Linked DNA regions of Homo sapiens: region 1 is linked to region 2. Evidence: chromatin loops called from intact Hi-C (ENCODE). Cell type or tissue: endothelial cell of umbilical vein. All regions are shown on one strand. Each heading gives the region's core, and the rest is flanking DNA. Links, peaks and the distances in the headings are about the cores only. Region 1 overlaps VEPH1 (ventricular zone expressed PH domain containing 1). Region 2 holds the start of LOC105374179 (a long non-coding RNA gene).

The links. A loop is a pair of places that touch in the nucleus more often than their neighbours do. Peaks named below come from ENCODE experiments on the same cell type or tissue, not always from the same donor. Only the 100,000 strongest peaks of a DNase experiment are listed, where the experiment ranks them.
Region 1: a loop joins it to region 2, with 4 times the contacts of the local background. A loop is called at or near these places in 2 of 110 quality-filtered maps.

What each region holds. Positions count from the first base shown.
Region 1 is chr3:157,331,550-157,343,313 of GRCh38, forward strand. All of the region lies in intron 9 of VEPH1 (ventricular zone expressed PH domain containing 1), which reads right to left. LOC101928236 (a long non-coding RNA gene) reads left to right here. Exons shown (of 10, transcript XR_007096141.1): 7 at 1-1,814. Among named protein-coding and RNA genes, the nearest start is that of PTX3, 99 kb to the right of the region's middle. In endothelial cell of umbilical vein, for the core only: no CTCF peak of the experiment used is centred there; DNase peaks (open chromatin) are centred at 4,372 and 5,162; H3K27ac peaks cover 2,354 bases.
Region 2 is chr3:157,243,497-157,255,260 of GRCh38, forward strand. All of the region lies in intron 3 of LOC101928236 (a long non-coding RNA gene), which reads left to right. LOC105374179 (a long non-coding RNA gene) reads right to left here and starts at 7,554. Exons shown (of 3, transcript XR_007096142.1): 1 at 7,113-7,554; 2 at 5,435-5,525. RefSeq lists an enhancer at 3,670-9,602. In endothelial cell of umbilical vein, for the core only: no CTCF peak of the experiment used is centred there; DNase peaks (open chromatin) are centred at 4,065 and 5,265; H3K27ac peaks cover 1,832 bases.

The sequences.
Region 1 (11,764 bases), core at 1,161-9,160, 87 kb after region 2:
AAATTGGATTTAACTCTTCTTCCAACAGAAGATGACTGCAGAGGACCGCAGGACACCTCTGGCCAGGGCAATAGCCTAGCATAGCACAGTAAATTTGCACTGAGAGAGAATTACACTTCTTGCAGCTCTTTCATGGTTTGTGTATGTTCAATGATAATCAGGCAAATAAATAATAAGATAAATAGAAATATGGTTGTACTTGCAGATTTGAATAACAATGGTCTGTTCTTTAAGGTCTGAAACTTTATCAACATTGTTCTGAGAGCTGAGAGCACACTTCCATTGTACATAAGCTTTATTATCACAGGACAAGGTCAGCTCAGCCCACAGTACAGGGGCTAATAGGAAACACCATGCTGCTACACAACCTGGGCTCAAATTTCAGGTCTATCTCAGGTCTGCCAGTTATGTGATCTTAAGCAAATTTTGTTTTCTATATTTCAGTTTCCACTTTCACAATTTGGGAATAGTAATATGTACCTTACAGGGTCAAATAAAACATTTAAAATACTGCCCAGTACATGGTGCTTGCGGCTACTGCTGGCATAGAAGGGTTAACCCAGACCATTCCATAATTACACTAATTGTATGTGTTTATTTGTGGAGGATATGCTGCATATTAAGTATGGAGTTTATCACAGAATATGTAGTCATATATTTAAAACAAATTCTTATTGCAGTAAAATACATGTAACATAAAATTTACCATTTTGACCATTTTAAAGTGTACAGTTCAGTGGCAGTAAGTACATTTATGATGTTGTACACCTATCACCACTATCTAGTTCTAGAACTTTTCCATCACCCTAAATGGAACCCCCACATCTGTTAAGCAATTATTCTTCATTTCCCCTCCTCCTAGCTCTTGGCAACCAAAAATCTGCATTTTGTCTCTATAGATTTGCCTATTCTGGATATTTTATATAAATGGAATCATATAATGAGTGGCCTTCTGTGTCTGGCTTCTTTCACTTATTATGATGTTTTCAAGGTTCATCCATGTTGTAGCATGCATCAGTATTTCATTTTTTTTGCATGGCTAAATAACATTCCATCATATGAATATACTACATTTCATTTGCCTCCTCATTCATTCATGGACAATTGAGTTGTTTCTACCTTTTGGTCATTGTGAATAGTGCAGCTATGAACATTCAAGTACATGTTTTGGTTTGAACACTTGTTTTCAATTCTTTGGAGTATATTCCTAAGAGTGGAATTGTTGGGTGGCATGGCAATTCTGTGTTCAACTTGTAAGGAATGGTCATATATTTTAAAATAATTATTTCCTTATTCTTACAATGTCCAAACTTAAAAATAAAACTGTCATATTAATTATGAAGGAGGTGAATCTGAAGAGTGACATTTGCCATCACTTTTCCAGTCACCTGATTGTACACACAGATGAGGAGCAGTGCTTACAAACAATACTCAAATCAGGATCATTTCTGATTGGGTGGCTGACTGCTTACAATTACAGAAAAGTGTTATTGTGGCAATGCTGTTCATATTTTTGGATTGATTTCAATGTTGTTTCTGATATTTCCAGGAATTTGGCCAGTAATACTTCCCAAAGTAGGAATAATGAAAAATATAAATTATGAAACTAACTGAAAATTGAACTTATCTTTAAATGACTATATTGATACTTTTAGTTCTCCAGTGAATTTTTGGTATTCCCTAGGAAGAATGCACCTTCCAATAAGTGATGAGTGTCACTCAGTTCTGGGATGAGGAATGTTTTGCAGTGCTTATCCGATCACAAAATCCGCCAGGGGAAGTTCACTCGGAAGACCTCAACTTTTTCCTACCAGGTACTCTTGATGGTTGCCAAATACAAGTTAGATGTCCAAACATTAAGAATACAAAGTAGTCAATGTCAACATGATCAGAAAGGAATCTGGGATATTTTCAGAGGAGTTAGCACAGTTTCTAGACATGAAAGTAATTTTGGAATTTACATGAATTTTAAATCAAATACACACACATACCTCTCTATATATTTGCATGACACTAATGTAGTTGATTTCTGGCAACAATACAGAGCCACTTTGTGGTCACACTGAGTCAGTGGAAGCCCATATGGTAGAAATAAACACTTGGCTCTTCCAAGCACAGATTTATCAAAAGTTGTACAGAGGCAAATAAGGCAGGCAAGCCGTGATCCCCTGCAGGTACCATTCCATGTGCTACCAATTACTTTGCAACTCTGCAAAATGCATAACAGTAACCAGATATAGGGCACAGAAAATTTTAGGAAATTCTATTAATAAACTCCACTAAAATGGGTCCGTTTACATTTTTTTTTCCCCAGAGGAAGGAAGGATAAGCCTAAGATCATGTATATGTGAGTCACCCATTGCATTGCTCTCTCTGGTTGGCAGTTCTGAACTAAGACCTTCTGGGCTGGCCACCATCAGGCATCAGAAGAACACTCATGGGAGAGTTATATGTATTTACCAGGAGGTTTATTATGTCCGATATGTTGGTGCAGGGTATATAGGACCTCCACATAGTGTATATCAACTCCACGTAGTGTGTATCAAACTCATTGACGCTCCTGTTAGAAGTGGCCTTTAGCAACTACTAACTAAGCCTGACTTTCCTAAGATGCCAACCGTCTATTCCCTGTTGACTTCATGATCATGTGGCTGACATGAGAAAGTTAGGGGGCATTTTATTTCAGTCACTGCTGCTAAATGAGGTGTTACTGAATAGAAAGCAACTAATTTTGTGCAGCCAATTCTCGGGATATACCATGAATTTGAAAGCCAATTTTAGAAAATAATTCTAGTCTTAAGGAAATTCAGTTCTTCAGGCTACAGGTAAGACTGGAAGCCTCTGAGGAAGGCATTTTCATGTGGCTAATTGTACTCTTAGAGTACAAGTTCTGAAAAATGTTACAGATTACTTGTCATTAATGCAGCTGCTGTAACAACATGAACAGCCATTAAGCTTGAGGAAGGTTGATTTCATTTGTTATCCTGCACTGGGGAAATGTCTACCAGCATCACCATCATTAACAAATACTCTGAGGACTTACCAAGGATGAGACATTGGGCTGAGTGTTAAAACTATAAAAAGATTCAGAGTTTTACAGCTTAAAAAAGAGATGTCAGAAGTATATGAATATTTAAAAAGAGCAATCCATGATCAAGTGCCAAATGAGAAGTACTGGGAATCACGGGGGTGTAGAAAGTAAGAAATAGGCTAGCCCTGATGAATGCTAGGCCTAGATAAATAAAATAGCGGGCACCTAGAGGAGCAAGAGTTTGGGTAAAGGCATGGAGGTGGGGATGAGAATGGCATGTCCGAGAAGGCAGTGTGGGATAAAGAAGCAGTGGCAAGATCATAGAGCCAGGGCCAAGTCCTGATTCTGCCTTCTACTGGCCATATTACCTTGGACAGGTTATTCGCCTTTCTATTTTCTCATTCATAAAATGAGGACAGTGCTAACTACACTACAGACTTGTCACCAGGATTAAATAAAATAATTTGTTCACCTTTTTAAAATTATCTATCACCTTCATCAATATTATAATGCTCAGAGTCAATGAAATTATCTCCAAAAAGCTGCTGTCAAAAAGCCCAAAGTGTGTTGGCACTGGGAAATTGGGAGGTGTTTTTTTCTTTGACATTCTCAAATACAGTAGACCACTGGGCAACATAGTAGGACCACATCTCTATGAAAAAAAAAAAAATGCTGGGTGTAGTGGCCTGTGCTTGTAGTTCCAGCTACTTTGGGGGCTGCGGTGGGAGGATGGCTTGAGCCTGAGGGTTGGGGCTTCAGTGAGCCGTGTTTGCATCACTGCACTCCAGCCTGGGCAACAAGGAGGCCCTATCTCAAAAACAAAGAACAAAAAACAACTCCCCACAAGAAGGAAAGGAATGTGCATGGGATAAGGAAATGCAAATACAGAAAACTGAGACAGGAAAGGAGAACAACAAAGAGAGGGAGAAGACAGGAAGATTTATTATGAAGAAAGGTAGTCAAATCAAAGGAAAGACAATCATGGAATAGTGGTAGTAAAAACCCAAGAAGACCAAATGTTTTCCCCTTTGAATACAGCATATAGGATCTGAATATAAATAGTGTCTAGTGTGGGACAGAAGAAGGAATAGAGTACAAAAAGTGTCCATCTCTACAAAAAAGAAATCAGTCAACTATGCGTACTTTTTTTTTCTCATCAATTCTCCAAATATTCTGCTGGGAAAAAGATGGGAGTTATTGGCTCCGAGTTAGTGAAGCCTCTTATATGTGACTCCAGTGACCCTTGAAGTTTGCATCTGTTACAATCAAGCACACCATTTCCTAACACACTGCCTTTGTTTGCTGGACTCATGCAGGGCGGTGGAGTGAGTCACTACATAGCCCACTAGGCACCATGGCTACCAGCCTCCCTCTGCCTGCTGTTTCCTTCCTGGACCGAGACCCTGACATGCAAATCAGCATCGTAGAATCCTCCTTCTGGCATTTCTTGTCTTCTCATTTTCTACTCCTTCCTTACATGATAGCTCCTCATCAATGAGTACTAAGAGTGACTGAAAATACTGCGAATATTTCCTTTGGGTCTTAGAAAGCAGGCTAGAGGGAAAGGGTTTCAGAATAGCTTAATAGCAGTAAAAGCAGTGAATGTTAAACTGCTAGTTATTGTTGGCACTATTCTTGTCTAAGTCGTCTGAATACCAATATATTTACAGTTAGAGTTAGGGCCCCTTTCCCCCAAAACCAATTACTTTGAGTTTTACAGATGAGCTAAGGGTGCCAACTCAGACAGTGACTGCATCAGATTATAACCTAGCATTACTGAGGAACCATTTGCTGCCCCTCCAATGATGCTTAGAAGACCTCAGCAGAACTGGATAAAATGCTTCCTATATGGCACCTCTCTTGGACCACAATGGTATTACCTGGGCACTGCTTACCGCTAGTTCAGTGAACACTCTTGCATCTGCTTCACTCTGCCCAACATTGTGTTGATTCATCTCTGTCTGCTGTCTTCTTCTCCATTCCCCTAAGCGTATACCTTTTATTTCCTTTATTATCATTTAAGTGGGGTTTTATTGCTAGTAGAGATAAACATGTTCAATCAGCTATGTTTACCAGAAGTCTCGCATGGAGGATCAGAAACCCCTACACTCCATCTAACACAAAACTCCAGGTGAATGTGGAAAAATATAATCTAGAGCAAGGGTTGATAAACTACTGTCCATGGGCAAAGTCTGACTCACTGCTTGCTTGTTTAAACAAAGTTTTATTGGAACACAGTCATAGCCATCCATTTATGAATTATCTATAGTTGTTTTCCTACTACAATGGCAGAATTGAGCAGCTTCAACAGAGACCACACAAACTGTCCAAAAATATTTACTACTTGGACTTTTATATGGGAAGTTTGCCAGCCTCTGCTCTAGAACGTAATTTGATTAACAGTGAATAATATTGTAAGACATAATATAAACATTTTTCTGTATTTTAAACTTGTTTGAAAAATGCTAAAATTTTTGGAATTATTACGCTTAGTTTTAGTGTCAAAGGAAATGCCATAGGCATTTTATATATTTATATATGTATATAAATTTATGTATTTATATATAAAGAAATATATTTTACCAAGAAATGGCAAAAGAATATCCTTTTAAATAAAGGTATTAATCTAGATATCAAATATAGCAGTGCGATAAATGTTACTTATAAAGAGAAATCTGGCATTTCTTTACATATTAAATTAAGAAAATGTTAGTTAACATGACTGTTGTTTCCAGTGTTTCAACAAAAATATTTAATTTAAAAGGTTATCCTGATAAAATTTTGTAGCAAAGGCAGCTATAATTGAACATAGCTAGCTTAGATCTTTAAACTGTACTTCTAAACTATTGCACATTTTTCAAACCTAAATTTTCACCATCATGATTAAAAAGTGAAGCATCTTTGAAAAAATAATCTTGCTCCATAAGGTCAAAATATTTTCCAACACAGAAAAAAATTCTGGAAGGAAATACATATCATTTCTAAAAGTGGTAAAATGATAAGATTAAGGATGACTTTCTTTAGTTTTTTTCCTATTTTCCAATATTTTACAGGGAACATTATACTTTTATAATCGGGGAAAAATACCTTCACTAGAATTTTTTTCCACCAGGAAATGGATTAGAATTGAGCTGTGCTGTTATAATAGATTCAATTAGCCTTTCAACTGTCACCAAGTTATTATTGCAGTGGGCTAGCCTTCTGAGGGATAAAATGATCAACTAAGTTTATTTTATACATAAAAAGATTTTAGGTGATAGCCTCAGAGATGTAAAATACTCAGAAAATAAGAATTGTGTCTGAAGATCATTGGATATAGAAAAATTGGCAGTTAATTTTTTTTTCTTCAGTTACCACTCTGGTTTGAAGAATAATATGAAATAGCACCTCCCCAGAATAGTTATTATGTTCTGGGGAGGTCTTTACCAGGTCCATTCCTCAACCAGGGCTTTCCTAGATATGGGTGGGCTGGAGGTGGAAGCAGTGGGGACAAGTTACGTATCATCCTTCCTCCTGATATTTTTCTACAGATAAAAATGAATGTGCAATTAATGTCTATGATAAATAGTTCCTATAATGTGAATGCTGATTCAATTTAGGAGTAAATGTACTAAGAGCTTTTAGAAGAAAGTCATATTTTTTTGGATGCTTCCCTCATTTAATCCTCAAATATGCAACAAATTAGCCATTATTATAGATTCAAAGGTTAAATCTGTAAACCAAGGCCTTGTCTACTGGAGTCCATGTTCCAAACCACCCCTCCTGATGGACTGACTCCTGCACTTCTCTACCTTTATGAATAACTGTAATAAGCTAATTTATTTAAAACATTGAATATTGCTAGCTTAGATCTTTAAATTGTACTTCTAAACTATTCCACATTTTTCAAACCTAAATTTTCCCCATCATGATTAAAAGGTGAAGCATCTTGGAAATCAATTTTCACTAATTCTATGTTTTCTTCAATGTATCAAATGTTTGAAAATACCATGCATGTACTCCCAGCAAATGGTTAACATCTTAACTATTCTGTTTCTTTTTCAATGCTGAGATTCAGATATCATTTATTTGTGGCAGTCTCTGTGGGTTTTCAAACTTTTATATTGCATCATAAGACAATTAACTTTTCCTAATAAGGGCTGTCACCCTAACTATAAGTAAAAAGTCACATGCAATATTAAAGTCCACAGAAAGATTGTGATTCAGTCACAAGCTCAAGACTGCACATTGATGGTATGGACATCTCTATTAAGTCAGGTGCTGGGCAGACTTGTCCCTTGCTCCTCATTTGTTGATTCATTTGTGAATTCACTGAACTGCACTGCACTGTGTTGAGCACTTGCTTTGTGCCTAGTGCTGTGCCAGACACTAGGCATCAAGAAGGTTCAGAGCCTACAGTGATATTGCAAGGATATTGACTCAGAACCTTGGTGCTGACTGCTTCTATTCTCAGTTATTGTGGTTAGGGTTCTCCACTCTAGTTCTGGCCCTGGGACTCCAACCCACCCTCTGCACACTCTGAGTAGGTATCCCATGAGGTATGTGAGATAACTGGGTTATTTAAGCCAGACTCCTAAAAGTGGAGGTTATTGGAAAACCAAACAAGGCATCTCAAATTCAGGCTCCAAGGGCTGTTTCTGTCCCACCTGGACCTGAGACCCCCACGGCCTGAGAATATTGTTCTAGTGCCCTGGGCTTCTGCTTGTCTAGCATTTTAGGGGACAAGGAAATATTCTGCAAAGGTCATTTATCTGTGAAAGCAGTGACTTATGACATGGGAAGGCCTCTGCTGGCTGCAGGGGTTGGCCCTGGCCAGATTTGTTGCTGCATGGATTTCTGTGCCCTGGTCAGCCATCCACCAAAGGTGGCAATCCTGTTCCTCACCCTGTGCTGTTGTTGCCAAGCACTGGGCCCTGCACTGGACAAGTAGGGCAAAGGTAGCTGAGGGCTCCACTGCTCTTATGATATTGACCCATTCACTGGGGACACCTCAACCTCACACTTCCCTTTGTACTCTCCCGTGTCTCTAAATCCTCATCTGTCTGGAGAACATCAGACCCTTGTGTCTGGAGGAAAGTGATAGAGGGTGGGAACACAAAGGAATGCACTGCTAATATAAATTATTTCAGGCTTCTGCTCAAGAAGGTCGGGTGGCGAGGTTGTAGAATTTATATTGAAAAAGAGAAGGGGAATTCTTCTTAGACCCCTTGACTCACTGATTGTGCCTAAACCCCTTCACTGTTTTATGGTTGTGGTATTCCAAGCCAGCCTTACCTAAAGTGAAAGAGTCAAGTGTCCTGCTCACATCTTTCTGCATGAAACTTGCCCACAACCAGCTGATTCCGTGTCAAGATATTTTTATTTATATTTAATTTGTTATTACATCTGAGATGGAAGGAAAGCAGTATGACTAAAACCAGAAAAAGATTCTTTTTCCTTCGAAAGTCAGTAAGGTCGAAATCATATCCAAGATGGCCAAATAGGAACAGCTCCAGTCTACAGCTCCCAGCGTGAGCGACGCAGAAGACGGGTGATTTCTGCATTTCCAACTGAGGTACCAGGTTCATCTCACTGGGGCTTGTCAGACAGTGGATGCAGGACAGTGGGTGCAGCCCACTGAGTGTGAGCCAAAGCAGGGTGAGTCATCACCTCACCCGGGAAGTGCAAGGGGTCAGGGAATTCCCTTTCCTAGGCAAGGGAAGCTGTGACAGACGGCACCTGGAAAATCGGGTCATGCCCACCCTAATACTGCACTTTTCCAACAGTCTTAGCAAACGGCACACCAGGAGATTATATCCCGCACCTGGCTCAGAGGGTCCCATGCCCATGGAGCCTCGCTCATTGCTAGCACAGCAGTCTGAGATCAAACTGCAAGGCAGCAGTGAGGCTGGGGGAATCAATGGCCTGCCATTGATGAGGCTTGAGTAGGTAAACAAAGCGGCCAGGAAGCTCAAACTGGGTGGAGCCCACTGCAGCTCAAGAAGGCCTACCTGCCTCTGTAGACTCCACCTCTGGAGGCAGGGCATAGCTGAACAAAAGGGAGCAGAAACTTCTGCAAACTTAAATGTCCCTGTCTGACAGCTTTGAAGAGAGTAGTGGTTCTCCCAGCACGGAGTTTGAGATCTGAGAATGGTCAGACTGCCTCCTCAAGTGGATCCCTGACCCCTGAGTAGCCTAACTGGAAGGCACCCCCCAGTAGGGGCAGACTGACAGCTCACACGGCCGGGTACCCCTCTGAGACGAAGCTTCCAGAGGAACATTCAGGCAGCAACATTTGCTGTTCAGCAATATTCGTTGTTCTGCAGCCTCTGCTGCTGATACCTAGACAAACAGGGTCTGGGGTGGACCTCCAGCAAACTCCAACAGACCTGCAGCTGAGAGTCCTGACTGTTAGAAGGAAAACTAACAAACAGGAAGGACATCCACACCAAAACCCCGTCTGTACATCACCATCATCAAAGACCAAAGGTAGATAAAACCACAAAGATGGGGAAAAAAACAGAGCAGAAAAGCTGAAAATTCTAAAAATCAGAGAGCCTCTCCCCCTCCAAAGGAACACAGCTCCTCACCAGCAATGGAACAAAGCTGGATGGAGAATGACTTTGACGAGTTGAGAGAAGAAGGCTTCAGATGATCAAACTTCTCCGAGCTAAAGGAGGAAGCTCAAACCCATAGCAAAGAAGCTAAAAACCTTGAAAAAAGATTAGACGAAGGGCCAACTAGAATAACCAGTGTAGAGAAGTCCTTAAATGACTTGATGGAGCTGAAAACCATGGCATGAGAACTATATGACGAATGCACAAGCTTCAGTAGCCGATTCAATCAACTGGAAGAAAGGGTATCAGTGATTGAAGATCAAATCAATGGAACGAAGTGACAAGAGAAGTTTAGAGAAAAAAGGGTAAAAAGAAACAAACAAAGCCTCCAAGAAATATGGGACTATGTGAAACGACCAAATCTATGTCTGATTGGTGTACCTGAAAGTGACGGGGAGAATGGAACCAAGTTGGAAAACACTCTTCAGGATATTATCCAGGAGAACTTCCCCAACCTAACAAGGCAGGCCAACATTCAAATTCAGGAAATACAGAGAACGTGACAAAGATACTCCTCGAGAAGAGCAACTCCAAGACACATAATTGTCAGATTCACCAAAGTTGAAATGAAGGAAAAAATGTTAAGGGCAGCCAGAGAGAAAGGTCGGGTTACCCACAAAGGGAAGCCCATCAGACTAACAGCTGATCTCTCGGCAGAAACTCTACAAGCCAGAAGAGAGTGGGGGCCAATATTCAACATTCTTAAAGAAAAGAATTTTCAACCCAGAATTTCATATCCAGCCAAACTAAACTTCATAAGTGAAGGAGAAATAAAATCCTTTACAGACAAGCAAATGCTGAGAGATTTTGTCACCACCAGGCCTGCCCTACAAGAGCTCCTGAAGGAAGCACTAAACCTGGAAACAAACAACTGCTACCAGCCACTGCAAAAACATGCCAAATTGTAAAGACCATCGAGGCTAGGAAGAAACTGCATCAACTAACGAGCAAAATAACCAGCTAACATCATAATGACAGGATCAAATTCACACATAACAATACTAACCTTAAATGTAAATGGGCTAAATGTTCCAATTAAAAGACACAGACTGGCAAATTGGATAAAGAGTCAAGACCCATCAGTGTGCTGTATTCAGGAAGCACATCTCATGTGCAGAGACACACATAGGCTCAAAATAAAGGGATGGAGGAAGATCTACCAAGCAAATGGAAAACAAAAAAAAGGCAGGGGTTGCAATCCTAGTCTCTGATAAAACAGACTTTAAACCAACAAAGATCAAAAGAGACAAAGGAGGCCATTACATAATGCTAAAGGGATCAATTCAACAAGAAGAGCTAACTATCCTAAATATACATGCATCCAATACATGAGCACTCAGGTTCATAAAGCAAGTCCTGAGTGACCTACAAATAGACTTAGACTCCCACACAATAATAATGGGACACTTTAACACTCCACTGTCAACATTAGACAGATAAACGAGACAGAAAGTTAACAAGGATATCCAAGAATTGAACTCAGCTCTGCACCAAGTGGACTAATAGACATCTACAGAATTCTCCACCCCAAATCCAACAGAATATACATTCTTCTCAGAACCACATCACACTTATTCCAAAATTGACCACATAGTTGGAAGTAAAGCACTCCTCAGCAAATGTAAAAGAACAGAAATTATAACAAACTGTCTCTCAGACCACAGTGCAATCAAACTGGAACTCAGGATTATGAAACTCACTAAAAACCACTCAACTTCATGGAAACTGAACAACCTGCTCCTGAATGACTACTGGGTACACAACGAAATGAAGGCAGAAATAAAGATGTTTTTTGAAACCAATGAGAACAAAGACATGACATACCAGAATCTCTGGGACACATTTAAAGCAGTGTGCAGAGGGAAATTTACAGCACGAAATGCCCACAAGAGAAAGCAGGAAAGATCTAAAATTGACACCCTAACATCACAATTAAAAGAACTAGAGAAGCAAGAGCAAATACATTCAAAACCTAGCAGAAGGCAAGAAATAACTAAGATCAGAGCAGAACTGAAGGAGATAGAGACACAAAAAACCCTTCAAAAAATCAATGAATCCAGGAGCTGGTTTTTTGAAAAGATCAACAAAATTGATAGACCACTAGCAAGACTAATAAAGAAAAAACAGAGAAGAATCA
Region 2 (11,764 bases), core at 1,882-9,881:
AGGCATGAGCCACCGTGCCCAGCCTCATTTATGTAACCTTACAGAATATGCCAGTCTAATCTATGTTGATTGCCTCTGTGGAGGGGCATGAGGAACTTTCTGAGATGAGTGTAATATTCTATATTTTGTTTTGGGTATTGATATCTTTGGCTTTTACAATTGTCAAAACTCATGAACTGAACATATGTAATATGAAATTATATTGTATGTAAACTATACCCTTCAAAAAAATTACAAAGTAAAAAGTAAAACAAAGAATAGAAACTTGTCTGGTGCAGTGGCTCACACCTGTAATCCCAGCACTTTGGGAGACTAAGGTGGGTGGATCGTTTGAGCCTAGGAGTTTGAGACCAGCCTGGGCAACATGGAGAAACCCCATCTCTACTAAAAATACAAAAATTAGTCATGTGTGCACGTGTGCCTATGGTTCCAGCCACTCAGGGGCTGAGGGAGGAGGATCACCTGAGCCTTGGGAGGTCGAGGCTGCAGGCTGCAGTTAGTCGTGATTGCGCCACTGCACTCCAGCCTGGGGGACAGAGTGTGATCCTGTCTCCAAAAAAAAAAAAAAAAAAAAAAGAAGAGAAACCAACTAAGGGAGACATGCCTGGAAAATGTAAAGAGCCCCTTAAAAATTGATGTGAAAAAAGAAACAACTTAAAAGAAGAATGTGCAAAAAAAATATAAAGAGGAATTTCAAAGGAGAGAAAATTTGTAGAGTCAATAAATACATGGAAAGGGGAAAGTAGCAGTAATCAGAGGAATACAGATTAAAACAATGCCACTTTGGCACCTATCAGATATAAAAAAAATTAAGTCTGAACCAAGTTCAAAATGCTGACAACAATGTAAACAATGGGCATTTCGATACACTGCAAGTGAGAGTTTAAATTGATAGAATCATTTTAGAGAATAACTTGGTAAATACTTGGTAAAGGTAAATTATGATCTAGCAATTCTACTCTCGTGTATACCCTAAGTCAGCAGTTCTGAGACTCTTTGGTCCCAGGAGCCTTTTAAACTTTAAAACATTTTTGAGGATACCAAAGAGCTTTTGGTTATGTGAGTTGTTTCTATTGATATTTACCATATTAGAAAATAAAATTGAGAAATTAAAAATACATTCATTAAGTCATTTAAAAGGCAGTAAGAAACTGATTACATATTAACATGAGTGATGTATTTTTATAAACTCATTATATTTTCCAAAACAAAAATTTTAGTGAGAAGAGTGGCATTATGTTACATTTCTGTAACTGTGCTTGGCTTAATACAAGACAGCTGGATTCTGTTTCTACATTCAGTCTATTGTGGTATACTGTTTTGATTGAAGTCCATAAAGAAAATAAAGATACACACAAATATTGATTTGGAAAAGAGAGGAGAATTTTAATGGCCTTTTCAGATAGTTGTGGCAATTCTTCTTTGATACTCTACCCAAAACTAACAAGTGGTAGTTTCTTAAATGTTAATTTGAAACCATATCAATGAATTTTTCATACTCTGTTAAATTAAAATGCATAGTTTATATTATACCGTGAGTGGATTTTTTACCCATGCATAATTTTGTAACATTTTGCATTGGTCATTTGGAAATTATTGGTTTACTGAATTACATAGATTTTCAAAATGTTGATACATTATACAATGTCAAAAATCACCACCCTTATCATTAGAGAAATCATGAAATATTGAGAAGCTGTAAGATATAAAAATCCAGGGTTGGATTCAAGTTTTCAAAATTTCTAATTTTTTTGAAAGCTCAAATTTTATCATCAACAACAATACAGTCAGCTTTCTTTGGAGTAGCAGGCTCACATCATTCACTTTTGAGAAAATGTCTGCCAAACCCCAAGAGTTTAATAATCATAGTCTCAATCATCCTCCTAAAAATAATGTTTAGTGAAAAAAGTAGTAGTTAATCTCACAACTCAATCACACAAATGCTTTTTCTTGAGATGACCATTGCACTTTGGCATGTAACAGAGTACTTTGTGCTGACTTCTTATTTTAATATAAAAAATATTAAATAGATGACTATGTAACAGTTGAAATTTAGTAAAATTAATATTCTTCAGTGATTTTTTTTAAAACCACAAGTGCATGGTGGTGAAGAATACAATGATTACTAGTATTGCTGGATGCTGCTGCCTTGATTCCTGCTAAGGTGCCAGCAGCATCAGTGCAAATGTTAACACGGTGAAAAAGATAAATGGTATTATTTTCTTCTTCTCATGAAAATGGTTTTGACCTCATGATTTGCTTGAAAGAGTCTTGGGCCCATGAGGGGTCTGTGGACCATACTTTGAGAATTGCTGACCAAATAACCATTTGACTTTGCACACAAAGAACCAGTATTTCCATAGCAACATTTTTTTTTTTTTGCCATTGCAAAGATTAGAAATAATCATCCCCTAGAAAGTGGATAAAAAATTGAATGATATTTGAACCTGAATCCGAATACCTAAAAACAATGGAATGATACAAAGGAATTATATACAGCACTGAAAATCAGTTAGACCTAGATGCAAACATGAGATGTGAAAACAGAACGATTCATGCTGTATGACACTACGTGAAGTTTAAATATATGCAAAACATACTATGTATTTTTAAAGCATAAAAATGGGTGGTAAGTGTGTATAGAAATATATTAGAATAATAATTAACAAATTCAGGATGGTAGTTACCTGTGTGAGATAGGGAAGGAATTACATTTGTGGAGGAGATACATAGAGGGCTTCAGATGCACATGTACTGCTTTATTTCATAGGCTGAGGGGTGGTTGTAAGGGGTTTATTATGTTATTTTCTATAGCTCTTTCTATTCTGAAGAATTTTGTAATAAACAGCAGCCTGTCTATAATCATATTCTTTCAAATACTTGCTTGTGAATTTAAGCAGTCATATAGATAAACTATTAGTATTGAAACTTTGGCATGTAGATATAAAGTCAGTGAATAACTTCACAGTAATGATGTAATTCTCCTTAATAACACACACACACACACACACACACACACACACACACACACAAATTCTGCTATAAAGGTCTCTTCATTTTCGTTACGTGCAATGCCTACTAAAACTCACTGTTTAAATGAAATGATGCTCCCAAGGCATCCATTCTCAATTACAGAAAGCATCTCTCAATACCCCTCTCAAGGTTGTAGGTCTGAGATTATTGTGTTGTGCCTCCACAGTGTTCCAGATCATCAATTTAGCCTCTGGATATTTTCAGCTTTCTCTGCCGACAGAGCTCTGTGTGCATCTGCTATTTTATTTATTTATTATTTTTGAGACAAAGTCTCACTCTGTTGCCCAGGCTGGAGTGATCAAGTGGCATGATCTCGGCTCACTGCAACCTCTACCTCCTGGGTTCAAGCAATTCTTCTGCCTCAGCCTCCCGAGTAGCTGGGATTACAGGTGCCCACGACCACACCCGGCTAATTTTTGTATTTTAGTAGAGAAGGGGTTTTGCCATGTTGGCCAGGGTGGTCTCAAACTCCTGACCTCAGGTGATCCACCCGCCTTGGCCTCCCAAAGTTCTGGGATTATAGGCATGAGCCATGGCGACTGGCCATGCTATTTAGTTTCATCTTCAGGAGGCTCTTTGCCCTCTTAAACTTTGTATCTGAAGTGGCCTTACTTTGCTCTGCTCCTGTCACTAGAACCCAGAAACCTCTGAACTTCCACGTATTTCCCCCGAGCCTGTCCTTTCTAGTGGTTTGAAATTTAAAACAAACTGGCTGGACTTCAGCTTAGTTAATGGTGGCAGAGAACAAAATAGACATAATTTTCATAATGACTTTTTCATTTTGGGGGACATCACATTTTTCACAGCAGCTTTTGGTTAAACAACAGAGGCAAAACCTTCACTACCTCCCTAACTTCCTGTTTTTCTGAAACTGATATCCTGCATTTGGAAATATATAAATAAATAATAGAGAATCCTGATTCCACTTGGATAAGCCTTGTTTGAAAGTTGAACAGTCTGTCCATTCCTCCACATTAAAATATATTCCTGACTCCATTGTGACTTACTGCACGCTGTCTGTTTGGGCCACATGGTTCTGAGCACCCACCCCAGTCACTTTTATTTTTTTCTATGTACTAGCATTGTACTAGTGGTTTTCCTGAGGAATGTTATTTTGAAACATTGTAACAATCAGTTTGTTTATAACAATCAGTCTGTTAACCCATGTTTTTTTTTTTAGTTCCTTGTTATTAGTTTAGTCTTCTGCAGTGCCCTTTGGCCCATCCCCTGGCCTTTCTACCCCTTCAAATTAGGCAGAAGGCATCCATTGCCTCAGAAAAAGGATGTTGAAAAGAAATCAGAAGTAACAGTAAACTGTAAGTTTCAAAAATCTATTCTGAAACTTACCTGTTAATACTTTGAGAAAAGTAAGATTAAGTCTCAAAGGTCAGGATTAAAATTTTTTGACTTTTATTTTTAGAGACAGGGTTCTGTTCTGTCACCCAGGCTATGGTGCAGTGGTACAGTCATTGCTTACTGCAACCTCAAATTCCTGGGCTAAAGTGATCTTCCCGCCTCAGCCTCCTGAGTAGCTGGAACTATAGGCAAGTGCCATTGTGTCTGGCTAATGGAAGTCAAAATTTCGAGGTTAAAAAATTCATAACTCTGGCTGGGCATGGTGGCTTACATTTGTAATCCCAGCACTTTGGGAGGCCAAGGTGGGAGGGTTGCTTGAGGCCAGAAGTTTGAGGCTGCAGTTAGTTAGAATTGTGCCACTTCACTCCAGCCTGGGCAACAGAGTAAGACCCCGTCTCTCTAAAAATAAAACGAAATAAAATAAAAAAATAAAAAAATTCATAACTCTGAAGAACTAGATTATGAATCTTGTGGCATAAATAATACATTTGGAAGAATACTTGTTGAGAAGAGAAACTAGAAAAAACCTGAATAAATGGAGAATATTCTGAGTTTGACTGAGTTTATCCTGAATCAATGAACACTGCTTTTTTTGCTCTCAAGTGAAATGGGATCCAGCACTCAAGCAATAAATTAATTAAAACATAAGGAAATAAAGAAAATTATATTATTTGTATGTTTGAATTTGTAACTAGGGTTTGCACCCTTACATATCCTTCTGAAACATGCTGTTGCACTTATGGAGAGATATTGAAGCTGTTGTTACTATATTACAGTGTTCTCTTTGTAAGGCCGATAGGAAAAAAATTCTTGGGTCTCATTGTTGAGAGAGCTTTTCTTCCTCTGGGCAACTGGTTTATTTTTAGCCTGGGGAAACTCTGACTCATGAATCTGATTGAATGCCTCCCTTAACTGGCTGCATGAAAGCATGGTGTCAACTCTGAACGCTGTCTTTTGCTGGGATCGAGTTTCATCTACTTACCTTATCCCAGTGACTATTCTTCTTCCCACTTTGTTTTCCTTTTGCCTTTATGTCTTTACTTACTCTCAATCTGTTTGGACTTCCTGGGAAGCAGACTCTGAGGCAGTGTTTAAGGCGCAGGATGCCTATTAAGGAGCACCTTGGGGACCAACACCTGCAGAAGGGAGTGGAGAGGAATCAGTAAGGGGCAGGTGGAGAAACTGAGCTTCAGTGTCGCCCCAGTGATAGTCTCAACTGACCATGTGGAGAGCTCTGCAGGTAGAATGGTCCCTCAGAGTTGTCTCAACTTGGGCCTGAATGTCCAGGTCTTTACACTCTCCCATTAACTGTTCACTAGATGTCAGGTGCCCCAGGCATGACCTTGGCCAGGAGGCAGTCCTTGAGGGGAATGGCAGCTGAAGGCTGTCTGCCAACAGCAGTCCCAGCAGCTGGGGCACCAGGTCCTTCAGTGAGGGATGTTGGTGATGCATCAGTGCCCACCATACTTACTTTAAAAAATCTAGTATATATTTCTACAAGAATTTGGAACAAAAACACCAATAAAATAAGTAATTAAAGTTAAGTGACTCTTGTTCTCATCCTTGCCCATTTATGTTGTCTCATCTTAAGTGTGATCCTGAGTCTTGGCATATGTCATTTCTCTTTTTTGACTGTGAGAGTGTGAAAGGCGAGGTCTAAAATATAAGAAAATTATATTCTTCCTTCAACATCCAGCATATCATCAACTCTTCAGTGGAGGTTTAGTTGACTCCCCAGGCAGAGCCAGCAGCCCCCTCCTCTGTCTCCATCATGCCCCCACATCACAGTGTTGTGATCTCCACACATCTGTTTCTTTCATGGGCAAGATGTCCCTCAAACCTGATCCCTTTTGAATGCTCCTTTTATCATGAATGGAGCTACCGCCAACCCACGGGTGCCGGGATTCTGGAGACAATTCCCGTCAATCACCAAGTCCTGCAATTTGCATTTCTAAAGTCTCTCTCTAACCCTCTATTTCTCTCCATTTCCAGTGCTGCTACTTTCTTTCAAGCTTTCGTTATACCTCTCACCTGGACTATTGTAATAGCCTTCTATTTTTCTCTCAGTTTCTATTATTGCTTTCTCAGCAAACCATTCTCTACACAGCAGGTAGAACCATCTTACGGAATTGCAGATCTAATCATACCATCCCTGTTTTAAACCCAACAGTAGCTCTCCCACAGCCTTCATGACTTGCCCACCTCCCAGCCTCACCACTCTCATCCACCACACTAGCCTGTTTTGGTTCCTCTAATGTGCTACATGCCTTTTCTCTCCAAGGTCTTCTCACATTCAGTTCTTCCTGGTCTGCTTTTCTTCTACCTCTCCCTTTGACTAGTAATTTCCTGTTCATCTTTCAGATCTCAGGCATATGTCTCTTTGTCCAGGAAGCTGTCCCTAACTTCCTAATTAGATCAGACCTCTCCTTTCACAATCTCATATCAGTTGTGCTTCTTTGTAGGATAGGTCGCATGGCAATTTCATAATTAAGATAATACTTTAACATTTTTCTCTTCTACTAGGATACGTATCCCACAAAGTTTGAGACATCTTGGTCACCTCAGCATTTCTAATGCCCAGCACAGGTCCTGCACATAGGAGATGTTTTATGTATGGATTTACTTATTAAATAAAATATACTTATTGTGTTGGTCCATTTGGGCTGCAATAACAAACTGTCTTAGATTGGGTAACTTATAAACAACAGAAATTTATTTCTCACAGTTCTGGAGGCCGAGAAGTCCAACATCAGGGTGCTGGTAGATTTGCTGTCTGGTGAGGGCTTGTTCCTCAGAGCTGGCGCCTTCTAGCTGTGTCTTCACGTTGGGAAGGACAAACAAGCTCCTTTTGGCCTCTTTTATAAGGGCACTAATCCCATTCATGAGGGCAGAACCCTCATTATCTAATCACCTCCTAGAGGCCCCACTTCTTAATACCACCACATTGGTATTGACATATACTACTACCTAATGGTTTTAACATATAAATTTGGGAAGGGGGGTCACAAACATTCAGATCATAACATTTATTTACTGAGTTTGTTAAAGGCATGGACAATTTATTTATCATTTTTGAGTCCCCATGCCCTAGTATATGTTGGATGCTCAGTAAATGGTCTCTCCTTTCCTTCCTTCCTTCCTTCTCTCTCTTTCTTTCTTCTTTCTTTCTTTCTCTTTCTTTCTCTTCTTTCTTTCTTTCTTTCCTTTCTTCTTTCCTTCTTTCTTTTCTTTCTCTTTCTTTCCTTTCCTTTCTTTCTTTCCTTCTCTCTTTCTTTCTCTCTCTTTTTCTCCTTTCTTCCCTTCCCTCCGTCCCTCCCTCCCTCCCTCCCTCCCTTCCTTCCTTCCTTCTTTCCTTCCTTCTTTCTCTTGCTATGTTGCCCAGGCTGGAGTGCAGTGGTTATTCACAGGCACAATCATACTGCACTATATCCTTGAACTACTGGGCTGAAGTGATCTTCCTACCTCAGCCTCCTGAGTAGCTAGGACTACAGGCATGTGCCACCATGCCTGGCTAATAAGTATTTGTTGAATGAATGTTTGAATCAAACTATGTAAAAGGTTGTCTTGGGGAAGAGGGAGCAGACATTATGTCTGGCTGCAGGAGGGAGAACCTGGACTAAAGGTTAGAAATGATGGAACGGCAGAATTTTTCAGAAAATAATTATATGGTATGAATAACCTAATGGGAATTATATTTGAACATTTCTATATTGTTGGGTTCTGAATGATCAGACGATTATGAATAATTTTTATAATTTTAGTAGTTTTTGGTATTTTCTGCAATAAACGTTTTCATAAACAGAAAAAATTTATTTTAAAAAGATGTGAACTGATGATAAATTAATGAGTTCTCTATCCCTAGAAGGGTTTGCGCGGTTGGGAATGCCACCTGCCAATGATGACAAGAAAGGGACTTCTCCATGGGGTGGAGAGGTTTGGCCTGGCAAGTGTTAAGATTCTTCCAACTCCAATAGCCTGTGATACTGTTAACTGAATGATAAATGCCAAATCTCCTTGCTTAGAAGAACTTGGCCTAGTTTATTTGGCTGCCTCACATTCTGCTAGTGGCTTCGTTACATTGGAACCTTACTGTGACACTATTGGCTACAGTGGAATTTGATTTGTATTTACCTGAGGATGGTACAACTGCAGGATTTCTGGAGATGACAGTATTATAGTGATAACAAAAACATGAATATATAGGTAAGAGTTGTTTATGTGGAAAATTACATGATATCCCTCCATGAAGAGTTTGGGGGAGTCGTGATGAAAATGTTCTCAAATCAACACATACCCTTAGTATTATGGTTAATTTTCCAAAACAGGCATTGCCAAACTGTGGTTTTGGCTAAATTTTAAAAATGGACCTTCTGATTTTTGTGTTTATGAGCTAGTTTGGCAAACAGAATCATTGTTTCTCTCTCTTAAGAGAAATGACATTTAGACTATTTCCTCATATAGCAATAGCTCTGAATTAAGAGGGAACAGAACACTCCCAAAGGAAATCTGGTGTATAGAAGTGGATCTCCGTTAAGAATAGTGGAACACACATAAGAGTTTCTTCTGATTACATGAAGTGCCAGCAGAGAGAGAGAGAGAGGAGAGGGGGAGAGGGAGAGAGAGAGAGAGAGAGAGAGAGAGAGAGAGAGAGAGAGAGAGAGAGAGAGGACAGATATAAATAGAATATAAGATAATGAAGTAATAGGATTGATTTCTACAAAGCACATGTGAAAACAATAGTTCTGTTGTCATAATACCTGTGTGATAGTAAATGTGTGTTTATATATATGTGTGTGTGTGTCTTATAGATATTCTACTTAATGTTAGTGAAATGGTAGTTAAAAATAAAACAAGGCAAAGAATAATTCTAGAATAATTCAAAAATGGAAAAATTAGAATTTACTTTTATTAGCACCCACTCCCCCTTAATTTCCAGTGTGGTCTCATGGAGCACTGTTATTCCTAGGCATGCATTAGCCTACCATGTGTTTGAATACTTTACATTTTTACATTATTTGAAAATTTTATAACTCTTCTAGATTCTCAGTACCAAAATGAATTCTAATCCTTTTATTGCTTGAAAGACAGAAAAAATGCATTTTTAAATTTGATGTAAGATTTTCAAAGATTTGTCCATAAAGTCATAAATAAGCTATGTAAACACAATGCATCTGATTATCATTTTATAGAAAGTTCAAAGATTTCCATCCCCCCTGCTCTCAGAAAGTTTTTCTTTGAAGCAGACAAATTCAATAGTACTGGGGTGCAGGGGCAAGGGGCATGAGAAGAATGTTCTTGTGGAATGTCCTCTGCCAAGGCTGGGGTTCTCATGGCGGGACCCGGGAGCTAAGGTTATCATCAGAGCTGGTTGCCTGTTGTGCTTAGCACGTGGCTATAGGGCCTTGCATAACCAGGGACTAGAAGGACATTTATGAGGAGGTGTACCTGTTTCATCAAAGAACATTTAACAGAACCCCCCGCCCCCCCGCCGCCACTTCGCCTAGGCAAGTACCTGTAAAAATCAAGCCATAAGGGTGGTCTTGCTCTTCTGAAGTTCGTGCAACCCTCTGCCCATTCCACTCACTCTGCTCTGTGCCTTTCTCTGCTCTTCCCTGCTTCTCCAACTTCCGACTTGACTCTAGGCCTTGCCTTTCTACTCCTGTCTTTGGTATGGTTGACTTTGAAGGTGTCATCTGAAAATGCTCCTCCTACTTGATCTGGAATTCCTCCTCAGACACCATTCTAAGTTCACCTCTAGGGTCCCCAATCTGTGATAGTGGGTAAAAGACATATCATATTTTTATGGTTTTGGGTTTTATATTTAAATCTTTAATCCATCTTTGGTTAATTGTTGTATATGGGGTAAGGAAGGGGTCCAGTTTCAATTTTCTGCATGTGGCTAGCCAGTTATCCCAGCACAATTTATTGAATAGGGAATCCTTTGTCCATTGCTTGTTTTTGTCAGGTTAGTTGAAGATCAGATAGTTGTAGGCGTGCGGTCTTATTTCTGGGTTCTCTATTTGGCTCTGTTGGTCTATGTGTCTGTTTTTGTACAACTATCATACTGTTTTGGTTACTGTATCCCTGTAGTATAGTTTGAAGTCAGGTAGCATGATGCTGCCAGCTTTGTTCTTTTTGCTTAGGATTGCCTTGGCTATTTAAAATCTTTTTTGGTTACATATGAATTTTAAAATAGTTTTCTTTAGTTGCGAGAATGTCAGCAGCAGTTTAATAGGAATAGCATTGAATCTACAAATTGCTTTGGGCAGTATGGCCATTTTCATGATATTGATTTTTCCTATCCATGAGCATGGAATGTTTTTCCATTTGTTTGTGTCATTTCTGGTTTCTTTGAACAGTGGTTTGTAGCTCTCCTTGTAGAGATCTTTTATCTCCCTAGCTAGCTGTATTCCTAGGTATTTTATTCTTTTTGTGGCAATTGTGAATGGGAGTTTGTTCCTGATTTGGCTCTTGGCTTGACTGTTGAATGCTAGTAATTTTTGCACATTGATTTTGTATCCTGATACTTTGCTGAAGGTGTTTGTCAGCTTAAGAATCTATTGGGATGAGACTATGGGGTTTTCTAGGCACTATCATTTAGGACATAGGCACAGGCAAAGATTTCATGATGAAGATGCTAAAAGCAATTGCAACAAAATCAAAAATTGACAAATGGGATCTAATTATACTAAAGAGCTTCTGCATGGGAAAAGAAACTAACAACAGAGTAAACAGACAACCTACTGAATGGGAGAAAATTTTTGCAAACTACGCACCCAACAAAGGTCTAATATCCAGCATCTATAAGGAACTTAAACAAATTTACAAGCAAAAAACAAACAACCTCATAAAAAAGTGGGTAAAGGACATAAACAGACACTTCTCAAAAGAAGACATACATGTGGCCAACACTCATGAAATAAAGCTCAGTATCATTGATCATTAGAGAAATGCAATTCAAAACCACAATGAGATACCATCTCACGCCAGTCAGAGTGGCTATTATTAAAAAGTCAAAAAACAACAGATGCTGGTGAGGTTGTGGAGAAAAAGGCACACTTTTACACTGTTGATGGGAATGTAAATTAGTTCAACCATTGTGGAAGACAGTGCAATGACTCCTCAAAGACTTAGAGGCAGAAATACCATTTGACCCAGCAATCCCATTACTGGGTATATACCCAGAGGAATATAAATCATTCTATTACAAAGATGCATGCACATGTATGTTCATTGCAGCACTATTCACAATAGCAAAGTCATGGAATCAATCTAAATGCCCATCATTTGGGCAATGATAGACTGGATAAAGAAAATGTGGTTCATGGAATATCATGCAGCCACAAAAAGGAACAAGATCATGTGCTTTGCAGGA